Linked DNA regions of Homo sapiens: region 1 is linked to region 2. Evidence: chromatin loops called from intact Hi-C (ENCODE). Cell type or tissue: MCF 10A. All regions are shown on one strand. Links, peaks and the distances in the headings refer to the core of each region. The heading gives the core; the rest is flanking DNA.

Region 1 (7,374 bases), core at 1,464-6,463, 68 kb before region 2:
TCTTCTACAACTGTTTATAATATTGAACGGTCTAGCTTTTGATAGACATGTGAAAGGAAGTAATTATTTAACCCTAGAAATATGATAAAACCCTGGCTTTATTTATATCAAGACTAAATGCATGCATTAAAAAGTTAAGAACACATTATTTTGGTATTTAATAAGTCTATAATTTACCTGGCTCATATCTATTAAACATATTAATAATACAGATAACAAATTTTAGATTATGGTCTTTCTTGATTATGGATCTGTTTTGTAACTTTCTGATTATTGTAAGTCGGATTATTTTGCTTTCATTATCTTCATGTCCAACACCTATGAAACATAACGCATGCTGAGTAAATATTTAACATGACATTCTGTTTTTTACTCATTTGATTGTTCCTTCAAAAAATAAGGCCTATTTTCTTTTTGTATTCCATCTAAAATATATAATCATTTTTAATAGGAAGCTGTCAAAAACACTATTCAAATTACCATGATCTAGCTTGAAAAAGGCAGGAAAGAAATACGATTGAAGGCTATCTGCCTGTGCAAAGATTACAGTTTTGAGATCAAAAGCCAACTATTCATAAAAGTCATTGGATTCTTTATCAAGTTATGCCATAAATACATTTCCACAAAAGATGACTCCCTCTACTCTTACCACTAATGAACCAATTTTGTTTTCAGGAACCTGTCCTCATCATAACTCTAGGGGAGAGAAACTCATTTCCAGCTCCAGGACAAAATATCTCATCAGTTGAAATTAATAAAATTGGAAGTTAAATTTGGACCATGGGTGGGTAAAGTTTGTTAAGTTGGTAGATAAGACGGAAGAGGAGGATTTTTATTTGATGTTAGAAGGAAAGATTTCTTCTCTTTCTTTTAGAAGACAGCAACGGCCCATGGTATCTTTCAACTCTGAGGGGGAAAAACTTACGCCAAATGCTGAACACATCCTGATACCAGAAGCATTCAGATATCCCCCTATAATTCTCCTATAAATGTGGGTCCACTTGGGGAGGCAGAGAGCTTGCTAATGCAGGAGGCAAAACACCCTACAGCCTCAATGTAATAGTTTAGGGTACATCCTGGAAGAATGCTGAGTATGAGGAGGGCTTGGCAACATAGGGAGAGTTCAACAGAAGGCTCTTGAAGTACCAAATGGAAGTATAAAATATGTAGTGTGTAGATTTTGATTTATGATGTGGAATATGATATTTCATTTAGAAAATTCTGATATACACTCACTGTAACTTCTCCAAACTCTGTCAGATTTGCTGCCCATATTGAGGAATGTTAAGTGAGATTAAATGAACCACTACTTCATTTTAATTCTGAGGAACATTTGCTTTTGTCATTATTTACTATTGTTTATTGATTTAACAATATTTCCACAGACCAAAGTATTTTATTACATATATAGCTGAGCATGTAATTCATAATTGTATAATATAGAAAATAAACTTCTTGGTATTGGCCTCAGCATTTAATAATGAAAAACTAGTGACAAACATCTTTAGAAAAAAATAATAAAATAGTCCTTCAGTATTAAAATTTCCTAGTAAAAAGCATTAGATCAAAGTTAAGAATATGACATGTTAATGCATAGATGACTTAGGCATAAATAAAATGAATCAAATCCCAGCTCTTATAGTAAATCAAAATAGGTGAAATCTGCAGGTTCACAGTTTGTCATAGGTCAATTGCAAAAACAATGCATCATTCATATTTTTCATCATTCTGAGGTTTTTAATGATACAACATTTAAAATAATGCATACCCAGGATATAAGCAATGTGCTGCATACTTACCAGGTGATTTTTATGCCACTTTGCTGAATGCAGGATTAATATATTTGGGCTTTTTATTGCTTGAGTAGAAAGTGCTCATTACTTATTTTATGTTTATAATATAGAAAATTAAAAAAACAATTTTTTTAATGGCATACATCACACGGTTGTAGTGGTTGACTTCCTCAAGATCGTCTTCTGTGGTTTTGGTGCAGTGGGAGGAGGCACAGTTGCAGGTCTGATAGGGGGGAAGCTGTTACTGTGGCTTATTCCCATTCCCCCATTTTCTAGTGGGAAAGGAGGGAGATGGGGTGTAGGAGGGAGGGGAGGGCCTTGGTGAGGAATCTTTCCCGGTGGGTGGACAGGTTCACTGTGTAAGTGGACCTCCCTGTTTTTTATGTTATACCGGGTATCACAGTCAGGACAATAGCCATGGTACTGTACTTTTTCATTAAACCGAACTCGTTCTCGAGGCCCTGCCTGGGGACATCTGTCTTTTTCAGGTCTATGCATCAGAAGCTGGACTGGAGCCTTGTCCAAGTTACTGTTGGGTATGCAGCAGATATCTCCATTTGGAATTTTGTTAGGTCCACCTGGTAAGCCTCCATTTCGTAGAAGGGTGCCATTGGTTTTTACAGGATTGGCAGTTGGAACCACCCTTTTGGGGTCTTCACACTTCACAGGTGTCAACCTTGGAGGAGGTGGTGGAGGGTTTGGCTTTCTCAGGACCGTGAGGATAGCAGACGGGTGTGCTGGGGGTTTAATAAGCGGTGCATTAGCCTGCACTTTGATCTTCTCTAGGCTGGAGGCTGTTGTGCCACTTGAGCTACTATTCAGCGTGTCCGTTTTGGAGCTGTCAGTCATCTCATCCTCCAGCTGTAGGTCAGAGGTCAGGGTGTCAATCTGGTCAACCACCTAGTGGAAAGGACAAGGTAATTGTTTTGAAGAATGACCCAAACAAAGTATACTAGAAACAATTTATTTTTGTCTAGGGGAAATCTGCTATGGAAGCCTTAACTGATATTGAACTGAACATTCCATTGCTGCTTGATGTTTTCAGTCAATAAATTTACAGAATAGTGACCATCACACAGAGGACCAACTGTATGATAATATAATTTAACATGCTTAGAACATAACATATGATTTATATATACATTCTATTTCTGACTCTGATATACCCACCCATAAAATATGAAACCTGATGCAGGAATATAACTGATTTTTAAAAATAATCAGAGGGCATTTCCCTTCTGCTTAACATGCAGAAAGCTGTAGGAGAACATTGCTTCCAATCTTGAAATTAAAAAAAAAGATAATCTGCAAAATCATAATTTTCTTGAGACCAACAGAGACTTGACCTCACAAGGCAACCAAATGAACTCAACTGTTGAGAGTTTCAAGCCCTCTGAGGATATACAGAAAACATCAACTGTTCAACCTTTAGAAAATCACAGGAAAAAAAGGCAGCAACCATCAGAGTGAATGAAGAAAGCAACTAAAACTTTGATGACTAATTAAAGGTTGAATATGTGCTATTATGACAATTTAGAATCCTTGGGAGTCTCAGACACAGTATCATCTGTACTCACTCATGGCCTCCTTTACACAGACCTCTCATGCTGAGAGGAGGAAAGAGATGGAAGAGAGCCCCTGGTGGGCACACAGGCACAAAACCCCATTTACTTCTCAGACTGTTCTCCCTTATAAAGCAGAACCTTTACTGGTGCAGTAGCAAGAAACCCTCCAACCTGTAAGACACAGGCAAAGATATTTTGCTTCTGAGAGAGGGTAGAAGCAAAAGCTGTCTCGCCTTGGAGAAAGGGAAAGAAAATTATCTGGGCCCAGGACCCTAAACTAATACAAAGCAGATGTTTACTATCACTGGGTGAATGACAGGAAGTCACACCAGTCAAGGGCTACTACAGGTACCAGGCAGAGGAGCCAGGGACTCAGATAAGGCTGGCAGAGGCATCAGAGCATAAGACAGGTGGGAACCCACGTTAAGGAGAGAGGTTGTGAAGATAGGAACATTGAATGGAAGTATCTTAGACAATGCAGTTCTAAGGAGACTTTGGCAAGGATACTGGGGAGTCTGACATCTCCCATAACAGGGCAACCTTACTGTCTCTGCCCTGTTCAGTCATTGGCTGGGAGCAGCAGTGTGGTCACTGCTCAAATGCTGACTTTCAGAGTACAGCATCAGGGTCCTCAGTCATTTACACTCTGCATTCAGAGGTCTTGGAGGCCATTCTCATAGCCACCATACCTGCACTGTTATACACATATGAGAATGGAAAAGTTATGGATTGTTTTAAAAATAGTTTATGTAAGGAGACAGTTCCTTCATTTCACACATTTCCATCACATTTATTCCATATGGAGATTTTTCCCTCCTCTCTTACTTAGGTCTAAGTTTAATCAACTGTGAAGTTGGCTCTTTGTCACATGGTGGCAGGATTGGGCTCAAAATGAAAACACCAAAAGCATCTAGACGTTGGACAGGATATAGACTTTACTTCCTCCTCATGAGGCTCTTAAGTGATTGATTCCACCAGGCAGGTAAAGGCCACCAGGGCTCAGTCTTTGGATGTCTCGAAGGCCTGCAAACTCAGCAGTTTCAAAACATTCAACAAATATAGTAAATTCAACAAATTTCTTCTAGTATTTTCTATTTTAGCAAATGACAGCACAAACCTCACATCTGAATAATCAGAAATCCAGAAACTCTATTTGATATCACCCTTTCACTCACCTTCTGGTCAGGAGAACAAGTCCTTCTATTTTAGCTCCTAAATAACGAATCTTAAATCCATTCACTTTCCTCCATTTTCACTTCTGTCATCCTACTCTGAGCCTCTATGATTTACTGTATGGACTATCCAAAGCCACTTTGCTTTTTTTCATTTCAGTAGTCTCAATGACTTTTTTGGTTTTTTTTTTTTTTGAAGCAGAAGTGTGCTTTTGTTAACTCCCTGTTTAAATCCTTTCTATGTCTGCTCATTTCTCCTGTGATAAAGATCAATTCTGAAAACAGACTTCAGGATTCTGCATAGTCTCACTCAATGGAATACTGGTGTTTATCAGCTGGCTCTTGGCAGTGTAAGGAAGTCTTCATTTGAAAGGTTTTGTGTAAAATTCCACTGTGGTTGATTTCAGGTTAGTCATGTGACATTACTGAACCTGAGGTTGGGAATAAATGTACAGTAGCATACAATTAAAAAGTGTACTATACATAAATAAACTCAGGAGCACAAATAATAGTGAACTGCAGTAAAATAATTAAAAATAACAGGGAACAATTAGAAAACCTTTGTTTTTAATGTAATTAGTTTGTTTATACAGTTTCACTTTTTTTTTTTTTTTTGAGACGGAGTGTCACACTGTCGCCCAGGCTGGAGTGCAGTGATGCGATCTCAGCTCACCGCAACCTCCATCTCCCAGGTTCAAGCAATTCTCCCACCTCAGCCTCCCAAGTAGCTGGGATTACAGGCAGCCACCACCACACCCACCTAATTTTTTGTATTTTTACAAAATACAAAAAGAGACGGGATTTCACTATGTTGGCCAGGCTGGTCTCAAACGCCTGACCTCATGATCCACTCGCTTCAGCCCAGTTTCACTTTTAGTAACTGTTGTGTTTAACAACCAACCAGCTCACAAAATTTTTAAAAAATATGATTGATTTTTAGCTAGTATGAGTCAGTTCTAGTCATTGTCTCATGCTCCTAAATAACTCTCAGTCCTCAACTCTGTATTTCTGTTCCCAATCTCTCTGGTATTCTTTAGGCCCTCAAAATTGCTTGTCTGCTTCCTGCCACAGAATGTTTGCACAAACCATTATTTCTTCTTGAAATGCTCTTCCTTCTTCTCTTAGTCAGGTTAACTCTGACACATCCTTAAAATTTTTCCTATTGCATTCTAAAGGCCTAACATAACAACCGGTACTAATTAGGGGCTCAGCAAATATTTGTTAAGTAAATGCTCCGAGGGTTATTTCTTCAGTTTAAGTGTGAGCAAAAGCATTTTCTCTCCAATTTGATTCTTGGAAGTGGTTGTTACTTCAAAACTTATTCAGTTATTCTAGAAGAAAATGGGAAGGAAAGAATTTATCCATAAATGACCACTGAGTTGGTTGCATATTCTCAAGCTCTGTCTAGAAACTAAAGTGAAAGGCTATCTAAAGAATGTGAGAGGTAGAGAGACAGTCTTGGCTCATGGGTCCTTGTCCTATTTCACCTGGAGGTTATCTACCCCACACATTTTATCATAGTAAATTCTGCAGCAAATGAGAGAAAACAGGTCTTTTAGGAGGGCAGTGAAGCTGATTTTCAGAGATGAATAAATGCCACCTCAGTTCCTGCTGGTTTTATGCTTCCTACCTGGTTTCAGTCTCTACGTTATTTCCTGAGTGCCTATAAAATTCCAAGAGAATAAAAAACAAACAAAACACTGCTTTCATGGAGCAGACAATCCATGAAAGGGCCTCACTTTGACTAGATCTTCAAACAAGTAATTTTAAAAGTGCAACTAGCTCAAGCGCTCTGAAGAATATAAGATGTTATAAGAGAAGAGGAAGACCCCATCAGAAAGGTTAGTGAAGCATTCTGTAAGGATGAGTTGGAGCTTACTGGCAGAAGAGTGGTTCAAGCAGTCTGCTCAGAAAAGAGCCTGATAAAGGTCCTCTGACAGAAGAGATCACCTGAGTGTGAGTGATTTAAAGACTGTTTTGGCTCAAGGGCACTGTGAGAGATGAGGTTGGATAGTTAGGTAGCAGCTATCCTGTGAGAGCCTTTGAGATGATATGATAAAGTACCACATATTTTTCTTTTAAAGAGTTGCAGAAGTGAGAGATGTAGTATTCAAACAGACAATGAATTAGTACTTTCAGAACTGAAGTGTCCTCTAAAGTACACAGTTTCAAACAAGAAAATATAAACAAACTCTCACTCAGACATACCATAGTGAAACCAGAAAACACTGAAAAGCAATGATAAAAGTTTTACAACCACAAAAAAGGGAACACCAAGTATTTATAGAGTAACAAAAATTAAGCTGACAGATCTTCCCACAAGTAACAGTGGTCCCAAGAAAATTTAGGAATAGGTTCATACTGAAAAATAATTGGGAATGTTAATATAGTTTAACTGATATAGAAGTGAGAGAAATAGACATTTTTAGACAACAAAGACTGAGAGAGTATTGCTCTTATAGCTCAGTATTGAAAGTATTGATAAATGAAAATTCAGTGAAAGGTAAATAATCAGAAGGAAGAACTGGAATGCAAGAAGCATAGATAAACAAAGGCATTGGTAAACAAGTAAGTCAAGTTATGCATTGATTACAAAACATAATATATTAATGACTAATTTGGGACAGGGTAAGAAAAATGTGAAGCTAAATACTAGGAAAAAGAACATGTCTGTAGGACAATCAGAATTAAACTATTTAAGTTCATTGTCTTTGTTGTGTGTGTGAGGAAAATTATTATCTATCTGATACTGATTAACTTTATTAAGTCAAAAGTGCATGTGTAAATTTTGCAGAAACTATTGAAATAACAGATATAAAATTATCACTTCCAAAATAAATAAGA
Region 2 (7,054 bases), core at 1-5,000:
CTTGAATTTTCTGGTCCTTTAGGTCAGGTGAACGTCTTATGAATTCCATTGAATAAGGTCTCAGGAATTCAAGTTGAATAAGTGACTTGGCAAACTGCTAATTGGGAAGTTAATATCAGAGTTGTATAGCTTCGAGGTGAATTCACATAATTGATTAAAAAAAAAAGGAAAGGAAACAAAAAAAATAAGAATCCCAAGTATTTATCCATTGGTCTCTCTTAGCAATAACAGACACAGGCAGACTTTTAAATTTACTTTTTCCTCTTTATCCTGAGATAATCAACAATTTATTTTCTTTTCAGTATACCTTTTTTGTCCATTTTATGTGATTTGCTATAACTTCTTTTTTACTTACCTCTGAAGTAGAATTTGATTGAGAAGATAAATATAGCTAAATTCCAAATACCATTCCCTCTTGTTTTACAACAATTAGAACACATTAAAATGAAGACTTGATTCATGACACAGCACCTAACAAACTGTTAAAAAACAGTATAATTACTATAATCTCAAAACTAAAAATAGTTTACTTATTACATTCTTAAAATCACTATATGCTAATATAGAAATTTTATTTAATGGCACTCAACAACAAAATCAACACTACTCATGAGAATTCATTCAAATAGAGTGTTGTCAAATGCATGACAAAAGAATGCAACTGATTAAAGAAAAACAGTAATTGTAAACATGTTAATATATCTCTAATATTTGACATTATCCAGACATCTTTTATATTTGATTTTAGATATAACAGATTTATTCTTAAAATCCAATAGTTGACTAATCATGGCATCTTTCAGGTTTTATCTACAAGTGGAAAAATTTGGTATCCATATTTAACACAAAAAATAACTAGAGTCTTACATAGATTAAGGTGTTGAAATGATTGTCCCAGAAGCACCAGAGCATAATGAGCAATAAACCCACGTTCTTTTATATGCAGAAAAATACTGAGACCAAAGAAACCTGTACTGACAGCCTTTGATGATGGGAAAATGGAAAATTGCAATAAAAAAAATTATTGACCTTGACTATGCATGTTTTCACTTTGTTAGGAATTCACAGCTGTTAAAGGTAATGATCGTTCTTATGGTCACATATGGCATAACCAAGATTATGTTATGAATATGCTTCTGATGTCATGAATGAATTCTGTGCACCATAAACCAATCTTTAAAAAAAGACTATTGTCTTAATATGTGAATTTAAATTATCATATCTTTTATAAAATTTTTGTTTTTTAATGACTAAAATTAATTTCCTACAATTGACATATATAAAGATAACTTATCAAAATGTAAACTGATTTTGTTAATAAAAAGTGTGAATATTCTAACATGACCTCATTAATTGTGATACCTTGGACGTTAAATCTTGCGGTTTTGAACAAACAACAAATATTTCTTAAAATATTTTTGGAGCCTTAAAAATAAAACATTGCTGAAATTTATGATATTATTATACTTATTTCCTTATGTGGAATTTAAACATAAAACACAGACTGAAGATATGACCATTTATATGATGATAAATAGTGTTGTGAGTGTTAATCATGTTATTCATGGTCATCACTTGATAACTTTAATATTCAAAGAGACCTGATTGTTAATTGCAACTCTTACATATATTTTGAATTACAAATGATATATTGGTTTGCATGTTTCTTAGAAATGTTGGTATGTGCTGTCCAAATTCCTGCAAACATCATGTTAAGGTGGGGCTGACCTTCTTGGGCATTTCCTGATGTCCTGTTGTCACTGTATGCCTGCAGCACTGTTTCCCTGTTTCATCATGTGGGGAGGTGGGAGTAGGTAATGGAGCTTCTGTTAAAAAAATTAGAAAACTTTAAAAAATAGTTCATTTACTTTAGACTTTCCAAAAAACACTGGACTGGACATGGTGCAGGAGGTTATGAATGGATGGGGAGGCATTCGTCATGAAGGAATAGGATATACTGATGGAAATTACACATGGATGGAAGAGAAGAGTGAACACAGAACATGTCTAGGAAGGAAGTGCATGTGAAAGACCACGTATTGTGAGTGAAAACATAAGAAGTATGAGTATTGATCAGTCAATCAATCAAGTCTTCAAGAACATTTACTGAGTACATATTCTTTCTGAAAACAGTATACCATAGCAAATCACTGGATGCTTTGTAGGTTACCACTGACTCATCATTCAATATTGTTTTTGTCTTGCAGCCCAATGAGTTATTAATATAGACATATTAGGACCAGCTCTAAGGACAGTCATCAGGAAGAGACAGTCAAGCATATCACAGAAACGGATATAAACACGCAACTAATGTGGTAGTATAGAGTAGCCTCTGGAAATGAAGGCTATCCTCCAATATTTAAAGGGATACCTTGCATCAGGAAACCTAAGCTTGCTGAACAAAATGTGAATGGGCTGAGCCAACCTCAGGGAAACATACTCTGGGGTCATGGGAACTAAAGACTACACTAAATCTACATGACAAAGGAGGTATTAAAGCAGAGGCTAAGTGATCTCTTGATGTTGATACTATAAGGATTCTAAGTTCCAGAGGGCAGTTGGAGCTTGGCCTGTGAGGCTGCACTCAATTCAGAAATGCAAGATTGTTGCCGCCGGAATGTGTGGCCCCTCATTCCCACCTTACACTTTGGTAACATGCTCCCAAAACACTACAGTTTCTGCATTTGAGACTTGTTCAAACGAGGTATGAATAAAAGAGTAAGAACTTAGATCATCCAGCTTGCTCAATTACTGACTCATTCTTTGTTAGCTACTTGTAGAGCACTACGCTGTGTCAGTACTAGGAATGCAGAAATGAGTGAAAAAGTACTCTTCCTCAAGGAGCTCAAAAGAGTCAGTTTGGGGTGGGGGTTGAGAAAGGGCACGTTATTCTCAGCTTCTTGCTGCTTCTTATGTTATTGACTTTCTTCATCAACAATAACTTGAATATTTAGTAAAGAAAAGCAAAATTATACATTTGAATAAGCTCAAGGAGTTTAACTTCATCATTCATCCACACATGAATATAGTCAATAAACTCTCACTGGGAACTGAGTATGTGCTAGGAACCCTCCTGGTTACTGGGAACGTGACAATGAATAAAACGCCCAGAATTCTCACCTACATATTAATTATATACACATGGATGACAGAAAACACTTCTGTTAAATTATAACTAAATTATAACATTTGACTGCAAAATACTAATTAAAAATAATAATCTAATGAATAGAGTATGCAGGCATTATTTAATTATCATACAGTATTAATTTTATGGTTAAAACATTTAACAAGACCAACAATCAAAAACAAAAACTGTCAAATTTTCTAATCATATTTCACTTTAAATCTACAACGAATACTCCTGACATTATTAAAAAAATTAGACATTCATAAAATTATAATGCTGAAGCAGAAAAGCAAAAAATGGCAAACACTATTTTCTCTATTTTAATACTTCAGAAGGAAATTACATATCTCTGTATCCACCTCCACTCTCCCAAAAAAAAAATTTTATCAAAAAAAAAAAAAAAAAAGAAAAGAAAGAAAAAGAAATCCATAGAAAGTGGCCTAAGGGCCTATAGAAGAGAATATAGATTTTCCTCTTGAACTGTGTTCTTCATATCGAGACACTAAAGAATGGTGGTAGAAGTGTGGTTTCTATAATCAGACTCATTAGCTATGTAATCCCAGGCAAGGTACTTGGGGGCTATTTCTCTGTACTTCTGTTTCCTTATCTTTGAAAAGAGGGCTAAAAAATGTACTAGCTTCATAGGGTTAATGTGAGAGTTAACTAAGTTAATATATGGAAAGAATTTCACACTTTTAAAAGCACATAAGTGCTTACAAATGTTTGCTATTTTTTTTTCCGTTATACAGTCAACAGAATAGGGAAGTAACAATGCATGTCAGAATCTTTACTGACAGAGGTTCTCAGAGCACTTGAATGAAGAATTCTGAACCAAGAACTTGGGCTTTGTAATTAATCTTCAGTGTCAGATATTCTCCGGGCAATACAGCAGCAGAGCAAGCTGCTATAGCTGGTGCCTATATGTTCCTCCTCATGGCAAAGTGAAAGAGCCAAATTCTGCATGTACTGCCAGAATCCCCCAGCTTCATAATTGCCACTACTTTTTCCATTTTGACAGTATAGATTCTGTTCTGCTGGTTGGCTGAGATTGTCTGGCTATGCACAGTGGAAAAACTATTACCAAATCATTCCAGCCATAACTTGTGAACTTATTCAGCAATAGAACATTCCTGCCAACTACAAGCTGAACAATTCCTTCTTTTGTTCCTCTCATGTATATTAGACACAGTCTCAGACAAGGCTAATCAAACCAAAGTGGAAAAGGCTTGAAAATTATCTGGTGAATGTTTGAAGTAAATCATTAAAGTGTTTTCAATTATCCAAAGTATGATGATCCATACTACAAGGAAAATGTCTGAAATTTAGGCTTGGCATTGGCCATTGGAAAATAACAGAAAATGATTTGAATTTGTTGGAGGGGAGTGTACCAAACCTGAATTCGTGACAAATGTGCATTTACATTTTTGGCCTGTGCAGAATTAATCAACATCCCAAATCTGTTTTAAAAACTCCACCGTAAGCATTTGCTTATTCTTCCAATAAGAAGATACAAAAAAGCCCACAGTATGAGAACATAACTTGAGTAGGTTTTTGAGGAATCATGATAGGTTTTACACTCAACTTGCCACATTTCCTTGTTTCCTTTATGCTCAATGACATATATTTTTAAAACATGTCTCACGTGCAGGGTCACAGTTTGATTACAGAAGAAAAACATGTATCTGTATTAAGCCATCAGATTTATCTGGAGATCAAACAAACACCCATAAACTACAAGCTGCAAATACTTACCAATTGAATCTGTGTGTGTGAAAATGCTTTACTAAGGAAAGCTCTGTTCAAATGCTAATCATTATCCAACTGACTACATTAAAAGTTCCTTCAGAGAATTAATAACCTCTTACTCATCTTTATAACACCATCCTCTGAGAATCAAAGGAAATTTGTTTATTGCCTAAACACAACTAAAGCTCAGCTCTTAGGCTAAACAGCAGAGGGCTATTGGATTCTCAGTCCAGATTTCTTAAAGGAGCCATATATGCCTGGATATAAAAAATTGAAATGCAAGGTTCAGTCTCATTATTAGTGGCCATCATCTAAACGATGTGTTAGTGCCTTAAAGGAAAAGTATTTTAAAAGTACTAGAATATAAGTATGCTGTTGAAATTGCATAGAAGACCCAAGAAAAGCCTACAATACAAATGCTTAAAACTGGATTTAATTATATAATAGATCATATATGTAAACCAATCATATGAATTAAATAAAATACTAAAAATTTTTATTATGTTCTATTTTTTCCCAAATGGAAGCCTACATATAAGTTATTTGATAATGTCTTTGTGGGGTTCAAGACATGAATCTTAGTAATATGCTTAAGTAATTATTGAAAAATACAGAGCTTGACTTTCTATAATAATACATAATAGGATTTTAAAAAATGTAAACAGAAAAAAAATAAATTATGAAGCTTTAAATTTTATTTCCACTGAAGTTACCAAAAAAGCAATGATAAAATATGATATAAAATCTAGTATTTCTTTTTTATAAAATACCAATTCTGGTTTGAATTATGTATTCTATGAATATTCAGAAAATCAGCAGTTAAATAACAAACACAACCCTTGTTTTAAAATTCACGCTTAATTGCTAGGTTTCCTTCATTTTACTTGACATTATAGCCATGTTCCATGTGTAAACTCATGGGCAAATATTTGCATTATAAGTTTTTTCAATTTCTGCTGAACTGCCAACTGTATGCTTTGCTCATAATCTTTAAAACATATACCTCATGCTTATTTGTCTTTGCCCAATAAGTGTTTGAGTTACAGAAAATAGCACAGAGTGACTTCTTTATTAATCCATCACATTAGCAAAATAAAAATGTGAGTTTTCAGGATTAAAATATGATCATCCCATTTGAGTGCCCAGTCTCAAGGGAATACATGCATTAATACTCAAATTAAGAATTTTATGATTTGTGCAAGTAATATTATATACATATTTCACTAAATAATGCAATAAAAAGAATTACATTTATTAGCATTTTAGAATACAAACTAGTATATCTGCAAAAAGAATCAAATCAAATAATATGTATGTGTATTAGTCTGTTTTCATGCTGCCGGTAAAGACATACCTGAGACTGGAAAGAAAAAGAGGTTTAATTGGACTTATAGTTCTACATGGCTGGGGAGGCCTCAGAATCATGGAAGGACCCAAAAGACACTTCTTACATGGTGGTGGCAAGAGAAAATGAGGAAGAAGCAAAAGTAGAAGCGCCTGATAAACCCTTCAGATATCGTAATACTTATTCACCGTCACGAGAATAGCATGGGAAAGACTGGCCCCCATGATTCAATTACCTTCCCCTGTCCCTCCCACACCATGGGGGAATTCTGGGAGATACAATTCAAGTTGAGATTTGGTGGGCAGAACACAGCTAAACCATATCATTCCACCCCTGGCCCCTCCAAATCTCATGTCCTCACATTTCAAAACCAATCATGCCTTCCCAACAGTCCACCAAAGTCTTAACTCATTTCAGCATTAACCCAAAAGTCCACAGTTCCAAGTTTCACCTGAGACAAGGCAATTCTCTTCTACCTATGAGCCTGTAAAATCAAAAGCAAGCTAGAAACAATGTTTCTTCCTAGAAACAGTGGAGGTACAGGTATTGGGTAAATACAGCCATTCTAAATGGGAGAGATTGGCCAAAACAAAGGGGTTACAGGGCTGTGCAAGTTTGAAATCCAGCGGAGCAAATTTTAAAGCCCCAAAATGATCTCCTTTGACTCCAGATCTCACATCAAGGTCACGCTGATGCAAGAGGTGGGTTCCCATGGTCTTGGGCAGCTCCGCCCCCATGGCTGTGCAGGGTACAGCCTCCCTCTTGGCTGCTCTCACCAGCTGGTATGGAGTGTCTGTGGCTTTTCCAGGTGCACAGTGCAAGCTGTCGGTAGA

What was found. Peaks named below come from ENCODE experiments on the same cell type or tissue, not always from the same donor. Only the 100,000 strongest peaks of a DNase experiment are listed, where the experiment ranks them.
Region 1: it touches region 2 in a loop (4-fold over the local background); 2 of 110 quality-filtered maps call a loop at or near these places.

What each region holds. Positions count from the first base shown.
Region 1 is chr5:120,681,273-120,688,646 of GRCh38, reverse strand. It overlaps PRR16 (proline rich 16), which reads right to left. Exons shown (of 2, transcript NM_001300783.2): 2 at 1,333-2,693. The coding sequence ends at 1,938. Among named protein-coding and RNA genes, the nearest start is that of PRR16, 220 kb to the right of the region's middle. In MCF 10A, for the core only: a CTCF peak has its summit at 4,228; no DNase peak of the experiment used is centred there.
Region 2 is chr5:120,611,867-120,618,920 of GRCh38, reverse strand. All of the region lies in intron 1 of PRR16 (proline rich 16), which reads right to left. Among named protein-coding and RNA genes, the nearest start is that of PRR16, 150 kb to the right of the region's middle. RefSeq lists an enhancer at 2,255-2,849. In MCF 10A, for the core only: no CTCF peak of the experiment used is centred there; a DNase peak (open chromatin) is centred at 2,760.